2 separate regions of the Mus musculus genome follow, and region 1 is linked to region 2. Evidence: chromatin loops called from intact Hi-C (ENCODE). Cell type or tissue: heart. All regions are shown on one strand. Each heading gives the region's core, and the rest is flanking DNA. Links, peaks and the distances in the headings are about the cores only.

Evidence for each region. Peaks named below come from ENCODE experiments on the same cell type or tissue, not always from the same donor. Only the 100,000 strongest peaks of a DNase experiment are listed, where the experiment ranks them.
Region 1: it touches region 2 in a loop (2.6-fold over the local background); 5 of 42 quality-filtered maps call a loop at or near these places.

The regions. Positions count from the first base shown.
Region 1 is chr5:131,812,686-131,818,064 of GRCm38, reverse strand. The region is part of intron 4 of Auts2 (autism susceptibility candidate 2); the gene reads left to right. Among named protein-coding and RNA genes, the nearest start is that of 4930563F08Rik, 65 kb to the left of the region's middle. In heart, for the core only: no CTCF peak of the experiment used is centred there; DNase peaks (open chromatin) are centred at 3,224, 3,764 and 4,684; H3K27ac peaks cover 1,807 bases.
Region 2 is chr5:131,531,442-131,536,820 of GRCm38, reverse strand. It overlaps Auts2 (autism susceptibility candidate 2), which reads left to right. Exons shown (of 20, transcript NM_001363480.1): 6 at 2,949-3,000. Among named protein-coding and RNA genes, the nearest start is that of Gm29681, 120 kb to the right of the region's middle. In heart, for the core only: a CTCF peak has its summit at 2,802; no DNase peak of the experiment used is centred there; H3K4me3 peaks cover 1,008 bases; H3K27ac peaks cover 85 bases.

The sequences.
Region 1 (5,379 bases), core at 101-5,100, 280 kb before region 2:
TTGTTAAAATACATTTTCTTGCTCCTTTGGAGTTCCAGAATTCCTCACCTACGTCTATGTAAGTAACAGGAAAGGATGTTTTGTTCTATTCAATTTTATTTACTTGTGTGTGTGGGGGCGGGTCATTGGGGGAATGTGGAGGTCGAGAGAAAATGTGCAGGTCTCAGTTCTGACCTTCTATGTTGGTTCTGGGGATGGAACGCAGGTCATTAGCCTTGACAGCAAGTGCCTTTGCCATCTTCCAGGCCTGGATTTTTCACACTTTGTCTTCGATGGCAGTTATTCATGTACTTGTCACGTGTGGTCCTCATAAACAGGACCTGTGTCTTTCCCATTGTCATATCTCCTAACACAGCAATAGTATACCACTTGATGTCATATACTCTAAGTATGTATTGATTGAGTGAATGAATCCTTTTCGCCTCTGTAAAAATCAGAAATTATGAAAACTTGAACTTGGTGGGTGACAGTCATTTAAGTTACTGTCAAGACAATTCTGAATAATATGTGAACTCAGATTTTTTTTTTAGTCAACTGAGGTTCAAGGGTTGAGTATAAGGAAGAGTGCCTGCCAGCATTCATACCCTGCAATACTCATGTGTGCAGACTGTGGAGGGTCGCCATTAGCGGGTCCTTTATCACATGATCCTCTATGGTGTTATATGCTTAAGGCTTTCTCTATGGCTCTATGAGCATGGCGGTCTCTCTATGCTTTTGTAAGCTTGTGAAAACAACATTACACTTATAATTCAATTTATATTGGGATAAAGCGCATTCTGGGGAGTTTGGGTGGCTTAAGCAGTGACCTGGTCCAGCCTGGCCTCTCCAGTTCTAGGCATGGCATTGACCTCTGTCTTCTCTTGGAATCACTCTTCTCCCTCTGCTGGAAGGAGGTCGGTGACTCCCTTGAGCTCCAAATGGCAAGTGCCTCAAAAACAGCCAAATGGAAATTGTGATTTCACTGAACTCAGAACCAAATCTTCATTTTTTTTTTTCTTTATAGAAACATTTTGTGTGCCACATGCCTTGGGAGCCAAAACGAAATCATACTTTGGCTCGCCGCTCTACCTTGCTAAGCTTAGACACTGTAAATACCCTCCTCTTCTCTCATAACATTACATATTTTCACGAATTCATCATAAAGGAGCCACTTTGTAGGTTTGGCTGGTACCAGTGAAAACTTCATTTTCTATTTCACAGCAACTTTTCAGTGGAGGAAAAAAAAAAGTGGGGGGAGCTATGTTGAAAGATTTGGGTTCACCATCAAGATACTGATGCCTGCAGATAGAGCTATATAGAAAACAGCAAGAAGAATGCAAAGATGCTCACATAGACTCTAGGTGACTAGTCTTCCTTGGAGAACATGAGTAAAATAGAGGATCCACTTTCATCTTGATGTATGAATTAATTCCAAAGTGTATCGTATTTTAGGAATGTTCTTCTGCTGTCCTGATTCACCTTAAACTTGTCAACATACTGAATAAGAGAGAGATGTTTGCATTATTTGTGGATAGAAGTCCCTGTCACTTTGAATAATAGAAATTAATGGTTCTTAGACTTTGGTGTATATCACAGTCCCATGAAGGCCACAGTGAATACATGCTGGAGGGCTGAGGGTGTGGTAAACCTCTTGCCCAGAATTTTCCAGAGAGGGATTGTGGGTGTGTATCAGTGGGGACAGCACCTGCCTCCTAGATTCTCCCAGTGAGGGCTTGGGGCATAGTTCCATGGTAGAGCATATGGTTAGAATCTCCCAGTGAGGTGCTGTGGATGTCACTCAGTAGTAGAGTTTTTGTGTAGAACCCTCTACAAAGAACTGGGGATGTAGCTTAGCCATAGAGCACTTGCCTAGAATCCCCCATTGATAGGCTGAGGCCACAGCTCAGTGGTAGAACTTATTCCTAGCATGTACAAAATCTTGAATTAAATCCTTATTACTACCAAACACACACACACACACACACACACACACAGTAAAAATGTTGTTAGACCTCTCACTGCAAGATATTCTGGTTCAGTATTTATAGGTTAAGACTCTTTACAGTTTGTAGTATGTGTCACCACATCCTAAAAAGGTGTCCATATTAGTTTTAAGAAATACCGTATATATATTCAAGATTGACTTTGCACTCCTGATCTTCCTACCTCCACTTCAGTAGTTCTGAGATTGTAGTCATGTACTACCACACCTAAAGAGGAGGCCAGAGAGAACAACTATTGGTTTTGTTTGTGTTTAGTCAAGAGTTCTCGTCTAGAATTTCTTTTGCTGTCATTCAGCGTATCTTTCATTAGCCCTGCTTCCTCCCTGGTGTGATCCTGCTGCCTCATCCCCCAAGGGCTTCCTCAGTCCCAGCTCTGTGCAGGTATCACAAAGACCTTCCTAGCTCCCCAGATAAAACTGCTTCTGGGAGATAACGCACTGACTCATGACAGTAGTCAGGGTCTGATGAGAGAGAGCTCAGTTGGTTCAGTGTTTGCCTATTAAGACTGGGGACCCAAGTTTGATCCCCAGAACCCACATTAAAAAAAGGAAAGGGAAGAAAAGAAAAGGAAAAAAAAGAAGGGAAAAAAGAAAAAAAAAGTAGGTGGCTCAACCTTATAAATATCTCAAGCTTGTAATCTTAGCACCAGTGGGGAGGCAGAAACAGGTGGATCTGTGAGGCTTGCTGGAGAGCCTGTCTAACTGAATAGGTGAGGCCCAGTAAGATGGACAGCCATTGAAGAATCCTAGCTAAGGTTAGCCTCTGACCTACACATGCATGTATAATCGCATGTACATACATGAAATACATTCAGTTTTTAAAGATGTGTGTGTGTGTGTGTGTGTGTGTGTGTGTGTGTATGCACACTCGTGTGCACGCTATAAAGCATGCGCAGAAGTTGAGAGTCAACTCTGTGGGTTCAGTTCTCTTCTACCATGTGAGTTCTGGGAGTCAAACTCATGTTTGCCAGGTTTGTGTGTCAAACATGTTTCCCAGTCCACCACAAACAATGCGTATTTTTAAAAGATAAAATTAATTGCACGATTGATCACTTTCCAAACTAGTCAGGTGCCTTTGCAGCATCCTGAGCCTGCCAACCCTGCTAGAGCGAGTTCTTGCAGTTTGCAGCTGTCTGTACAGCCACAGATAGGAGCTCCTGCTGCCGAGGCCTGGCCTACTGTCTTCCCCACTCTCTGTTCCCTCAGCCTAGGAAACTACCCAGCCCACTGGAAGCGCTCCAATTTTTTTTTTAAATGAATGACAGCACAGACTCATCCCAGAGCCATAATCTCCGAAAACATTTGCGCATGTTTCGAGTTTTGTGCCTGCGAATATCTTACAAACATTTTCCAGATTTAATTGAGGCTTCTGGGAAGTCTTGCTGTGTTTTTTTTCTTGCAAAAATAGAAGGTCGTTACCAGGAAGTCTTAGCATACCATATTTATCTGGTGAGTTTTGAAAATACTGAGTCATGGGACTAATGACTCAACATAGTATTTTCCAAACTGTGAGATAATCTTTGGACTTTGCGAGATTATTATATTAAGTGTACTTTGAGTCTGTCAGTGAAAAAAATAAATAAAAAAGCCTGTATTTTCACATCAGAATTCAAAGAACATCTGTTGAGTATTGGAAATAACATATTTTGAAAACCAACCAATGCGTGCTCCGCCTGCTTCCGCCTGCTAACTGTGGCTGGTCCTTCTGATAAGATTGTGTGGAGACACTCCAGCTTTGACAACCCCACCATTGTTTGGCCACTTGCTGTCTTCCAGACATTGCTCGAGCTCGTGTGCGTGTGTGTGTATGTGTGTGTGTGTGTGTGTGTGTGTGTACAGCTGTGTGTCACGGCCAGATGTCTTATTAACTCACTTACCACCTTGTTTTTGAGGCAAGGTCTCTGACCTGGAGCTCATGTGGACTAGACAGACTAGGCTCCTTCGCCACTGAGCTTCGGGAAGCCCATCTCTGCTTCTGCAGCATTGCAGGTTAGCATGGTGATAACAAGGACACACCACCATGCCCAGCTTGCTTATGTGCTTTCTAGAGACTAAACACATATTTTGATGTGCTGGGAATACAGTTCTACTAACAGAGAACTCGTCTAGAATGTACAGCCCTGGGTGCCATCCACGAGCACTTAACACACCAGGCATGGTAGCATATACATGTAATTCCAGCACTAGGGAGGTGGAGGCAGGAGGATCAGAAATTCAAGCTCGTCCTTGAATGCATAGCAAGTTATGGCCTCAAGCTTGTCTAGCAAATGTTTTGCCCACTGTGCTGTCCTCCCTGCCCTCTTCCTGTAATCTTTAGAAGCCATTCACCCTTCCAACGACAGGCCTCATGTGAGAGTGTCAGTTTCTTGTTTTATGGTGGGATTAGAGGAGAGACCAGTTTCTGGGTGACTCAGAACCGTGGAGGATGGGGTGACGAGGTTTGCCAGTACAGCTGTTCTCACCACCAAGGAGAAGAGCCCTCGGCTGGGAGCTGGGCTTTTCCTTACAGAGGCAGCAGCCCACCTCTGTCCTCCAGGCTGGTTCTCACCTCCTGTCAGCTTTTCCCCTCGCCCATCTCATTTGGTCTCGTTAGCACTCTTCCATACTGAGTAAGCACCATATGTCTTCTCTGAGAACTGGCTTCTAGAGTTCCCCAGGAAATGTCTACTGACAAGGGTGGGAGGAACATGGTGTCCTGCCAGCCAGCAGTCCTCGCCAGAGTGGCCAGCTTCAGAGCCCTGCCTTCTGGGGTTCATCTGCTCCACAGGTGAGGTTTGTCCTGAAACATGACCCCAGGTTAACTTTGACAATTTTAGGAGTCCCAGGAAGTAACCTGCAGGGTGCTTGGCTCTTGTGAATGGCAGAAAGCTAAGGATAGAGTCTTGTTTAGCATTCAGTCCTCTGTCAGGCTGTATCCCACATGATATGCCTCCTTTACCTTCTTGGCACTGTTGTCATGGAGAAGACAGCACATGGGATCATAAAAGAGAAATTGGGGGTTAGAGAGCTAGCTGAGTGCTTAAGGAGATCTCTTCCAGAGGACCTGAGTTCAGTTCCCACACCCTTGTTGAGCAGCTAACAACTGCCTTTAACTTTCGTTCCAGCATACCCATGCTCTTCTCTGGCCTCCTCAAGCACCGCACTGCCTGCACATGCCCACACAGAGACACCGATGCGCGCCTATGCATAATTTTAAAGGTGGGGGCTGGGATCTTGCTCTTTCCTTGTTCTCGTCTGGCTCCCCGGTGCCAAGAAAAATAATCGACAAATATGTTCTGCTTTTGAAAGAATTTGGTTTCTGTAATTCACAGCTCACACTCCCCGTTCAGCCTTCAGTGCTTGTCTCCTTTGAAAGCCTGGTTGTTGAGCATCCAATTTGTCTCTTTTCTTCTTCACTT
Region 2 (5,379 bases), core at 325-5,324:
ATCAAAGCCAATCGAGGTGAGGAAATGAAATAGCAACTGATATTAAATTCTGTGCGGCTAAAGGTAATGGTTGCTGGAGAGAAGCGGGAAGGCATCCATGCGTCTGCCACTAGATCCACCGCACCTGCAGTCCTCATTGCTAATTTAAAAAGAAAAAAAATTAGGGAAATGAACCAAGTTATAGAAAGAAATGCACTTTTTTCTTCTAAAAGCAACGAAATGAAAATGTCCCCACGATTAAGGCGCCCAGCGATATGTACAAACGATTTTTTAAAAATACGTGTGTATGTGGAGGGTATATGAAGAGATGAAGGGAAAACTTGCAGGAATCAGTGATCCCCTCCACCTTTAAGTGAGTATGGAGGATCCAACTGAGGTTGTTGCATTTGGCAACAAACCTATTTACCTGCTGAGCCATCACGCCCACCCTGTATGGATGATTTTTCAGTCTTGTTGAGTGAAGGAAAATTACTTGAGGACCGTTGAAGCAGCTACATGGAATCTGCACCTATCAAGGCTTTGCCTGGGAGACTTACTTGAAGAATTTGGACGAAGATGGTCCAGGAGGCCAGATGGAAGAACAAGGGACCTTTTTTATTTTTATTTTTATTTTTTAAACCAAGGCACCGAGACACATGTACCTTTGGTGTTTTTTTGCCTTTCCAAAGGAGGCCTTTTTGAGACACCCCCTGACTGTAAGCAAGGCACAGGAGACAATTCAACACTTTGTGACTGATGCCAGTAAATTGAAGGGCTCAAAAAGCTTCCATTAGAAGGCATCGCTCCAAGCATCTTGAATCTCCGTCAGACATATTTCCTTGACAACCATTGGTCACAGAATCATCAGGTCCTCAGGGTCACTTCATTATCTACTTGAGAGCATACTCAGAGCCTAGTGGTGCTCACAAAGGTGACAGAATCACAGGGGCTGCCGCCTACCGCCTAATCCAGCTCTGGCTCCCATACCTAGAGCCACGCAAATGCAGCCTTAACAAGTTGCTTCTCCCTCTCTCTTCTTGCAGTTTTGGAAGAGCAGCTAATTTTTTTTTTTTTCTTTTAAACCGATTTCTTTAGGCCCATTAGACTCACTGTAATAGAAAAACCCCAACATTTTTAACAGTTATTTTAGTTCTGTAACATAACAGAAGAGACAGAATATTGCTCTCGTGTGCATGTGTGTAGGTTTTTTTTTTTTTTTCCCCCTTTCTTTCAAAAAATATTAACTCCATTTTGGTTTTGAAGCCGAGGCTTGCTAGTGACCATTCTAAGAGTATTTCACATCATTTTAAGGACGATGAAAACTCTTTGAGTTGCCAAGTTTTAGACTGCAAGACTTAGAAAGACATAGAAATCTCATTATGATTTGGGAATAGTAACACCTTTGGTGCCACTGTGTGCTTTTTCAGATTCACGAGTCTCTGTGTGCAGTGCAGATCAGTGAGGCTTTGTAACTTAATATTCTTGAACTGTTTAATGCTGAACACCCTCCACGGGACCTTCTTTGTGGCTCATTTTTATGAAATGCTACTCTAATAATATAATTTTGTTTAGTGTTACTTATGATGTCAGGAAAAGCTCTGTGTATATTTTATTCTAACTGCAAAAGCAGAGGGGTTATCTCTGTAGGATTTTTCACGAGTGAATGCAATTGAATACTTATTTTGTATATTTTTTGCCCTTGAGCCTATTAATCCTCTGAACCACCGTATAGAAGGAAGATTAGAATAAAATAAATGAGAGCCAGCCATAATAAAAATAGGCTAGGTCTTTTTATATCCCTGGCCTTGTGAACTGGAACATTTCCCTCAGTTATACGCAGAAATGTTTCATCTCCATCAATGTGGCCTTGGAAAACTACATAGAATATCTTCTTTGTCCCCCAAAGCCAGCCCAACTTCCCTTACCCCTACCCCCCACATTTCTTTATCCCATATAGAGTGAACATTCTGTGCCTTGCTTTGTCAAATGTATGCATCTTGGTATAAAACATGAAAGATCAGAGTTTTCTCAGAGGGGTCACAGGTCAAACATAGCATGAGTGTGGCTTGACCATTGATTGACAGGTCGAAGTGGTATCTTCAAATAAGAAGAGTGAGCTTTCTTAATTTTTACCTGTTTTCCGCGTCCTAGAAAGAAGCAGTAAATCCTGCAATATTACCGTCTCTTTCATCAAACTGGCTCACCATTTCCTCCCTAGAACATTAGTATATAATTTAAGCTGACTTTATAGTCTTTCTGTTTAAAGAGGCGCATTGCCTTCCCTCACACCAGTATAATAACTAGCTGACATGATCCCTGAAAAGCATGAGAGATGGCAAAGTGACCAGGTTTTAAATAGGGTCAGCTCTCATCCAAAACACTGAGTTTGGCCCTGGTGACCGTGACAAACACTGAACCTCGGGATCATCAAATACATCTTTAAAATCAAATTCGTTTCTGGATATCCTGGCTGACACTTTGGTGAGGAAAAGCTTAATGTCAAAAATAACCAAAAAACAAAACAAAAACAAACAAACAAAAAAAAAAAACCACATTTCTGATTTGTAGAAGAAAATTGAAAAACAAAATCCGGTGTCAAAAATTTAAAAATAAATAAATTAAAAATTAAAAATAATGATCTGTCAACTGAATTAGAAAATCGTTTTGTGAATGAACTAAATTGCCTTGTGAACCATTTTGTAGAAATATGTTTTGCACAGATAATAATAAGGACACATTTTGAAAATCAGATTTTTTTTTTCTTCCTTCCCCCAGCAAATAGCTGCAGTGCAGGCCTTTCTGCAACAGTCAACCAGCACCACCTGATGGAGGATTTGGGGAAATCACTGACTCTTACATTCTTCCTAAAAATATAGTCAATTGATTTAAAATGATAGCAGCCGACAAGGCTGTGGTTGATAGTCTTCACTGACAGTCCTAACGCTTACCCTCCCCTTTTTGTTTTGCAGGCTTCAGATGCTAGCTCTGAAAAACTCTTCAACACTGTTCTTGTAAACAAAGGTAAGACCCATTTATTACACTAAAGGATGGCTTTTAAAAATGAATAAGTAAATGCATCTCGTTGTCATTGTCCAAGAAGAAAGAGGAGAGGAAAAAAAAAATCCATGTGCTCTTTTTGTCTTAGCATTTTTGTGTTTTTGCTCCACTGTGGGGTCTGGTGGTTTTTTGAGGTGCAGGAGGAAAATGTTCATTTTTGAAAGAATTTCCCGATTCCTCGTTTGAATTGACCGGTGGTGTTAATTTTGTGTGGGATGCTGCAACAGAGAAGAATGGTTTTACAATGTCTTGATTGTTAGTTATCAACTTCCCGGCAGTCAGAGCACTATAAATAGTGTGTGTGTGCGCGCCTCGGATGGTAATAACCAATGGGGTATTTAATATTCACGGCGTTAGAGCCATAAACCAAGCCTTCTTCTGCTCTGGGCTCTCTGTAAAGTTAATAAATGAGCAAGAGGGCAGAATTTAAGTACCCACTTCTCCATTGATTCCTTCCAAACCTCAGTCCATAGATTAAGAGAGGCTAATGGTGCCGAGGTACACACAGGGAAGGCTCACCCTGAATCCCTGTCGGTAGGATCCTCAGGAGTCTTCATTCGCAGAAGTGTCCTTGGACCTAATGAAATTTAGAGGAGTTTCTGTGCACTGAGTTCAAAAGGTGTGTCATCTGGAAGGTACAGATAATACCAACCCACCACTCCCTTCCCCCTATAGAACCCCACTTAGGGGTTTGCAGGATGATTGCTAAATAAAGATGTGCTAGCCTGTGGTAACCTCTGCCCCTTGAAGGATGTGCAGGAGCACTGGGCCAGCATTGGACCCAGAGTTAGGTCCCCACGGCGTGAAATGGGAGAATAGTGCAGCAGTTTATTTCATTGTTAACATTTTCTGTCAGTTTCCTTTTTGCTTTCTAGTTAATGAAACATTTCCATGCGCAGTTATTTTGTACCTTCCAATTATTTTGAACTTGAACCTACCTTGATTTTAAATAGTACCTTATATTTAAAGATATCCCCAAGGTCTGTATGCTTGTAAGTTTGCTAGGACTCCCAGAATTAATGTCATATTGAATATGATCTTGTATTTTAATTGCATGATAGGATTACAGCTTTATATTTCATCATAGTTCTTAGTGGCCTGAGAAGTTTGTATAAATTTGTAATCCATAATGCTAAAAAACAAAACAATAAAAGCCAATGTGAGTGCTTGGCACACATCTCCCTCAGGGGTAGATATGTATGCATGTTTTCTGCTCCTCTTATTGAGAGGAGAGAATTCGGTGGGCCTTGGAGGTGTCCTTGATTAAAAAAAAGAAAGGTAACAGGAGAGGAAACTGAGTCATGGCAGGTCCCTACCCAAAGCAGTTTCCATGACTCTCTGACCCCCTCAACCCGACACACACATCGCTCGCCCACTGCCTGGTATTGCATCTTTCTTGTGTTAAGTTGCTATGGCCCTGTCTAAGCTGGCTCTAGGTTGGCATTAATTGCGACTGAGGAGCAGAACAGAACAGCTGAAGACCTTCTTCTCTCTCTCCTTCCTGCCTCCTCCCCCCCCCCCCCCATCCCACCCCCCCACCCTTCCAGTCTCCAGTCCAACACTTCCCACATTCTTGTTTTTGTTTACTTACACTGAGTGATGTGTGGCATCTATTTGGCTGTGAACAGCCATGCCCCTGACCGGGTGCCTTTCTTCTTCGCTGCTTTTCTGAGAGTAGTGAGGGGTGATTTCAGTTGCCTTGAAAGGATTAAGGTTTCTTTGTGTATACTAAAAATCAACACAGGCTTTTCTCTTAAGCTTTGCTTGGGAAACGTACACAGATAAGCATTTTAGTTGATGGCGGGATTATTCCTTCTCCCCTTATTTCCATCAGAATGGCCTTTCTTTCCTCCCCTGGAGTTTCCCCTTAATGCCTTATGCTAATTCCTGTTGGTAACATGAATGACAAGCGCCTGAATTAGTGTGCAAGTACAGGTGTTGCTCAAGTAGACTGCCTGGTACGCACAGCCCCTCCTCCCAGGAGAAAGAGAATGAGGGGCGCCGGGGAGCTCCGACAGCATCGGGATAGTTTTGTTAAGGGTCATTAGTATTCAAACTGCTAAATATCAGAAAAACAACTACCAAAAAAAGGGGGGAAGGTGATTGGATAACATTGTTGTCAGTTACTCCTGAGAGGCAGGTGCAGTGAGCCTCACTGTGCTTCGGTCTCTTTACTCCTGATAGGAGCTGCAGTGCTTTTTGGATATATGGTTGACAGGTCCTTCGGCTGTCATCATCTCTTCTTACATCAGGTTCAAGTTACTCTGAAAAGTCCGCTTGCTTGTCTAAAAGTCAGTCGATTCTCTGCGAGAATGTGTGTGTATAGCTATAATATATAATATG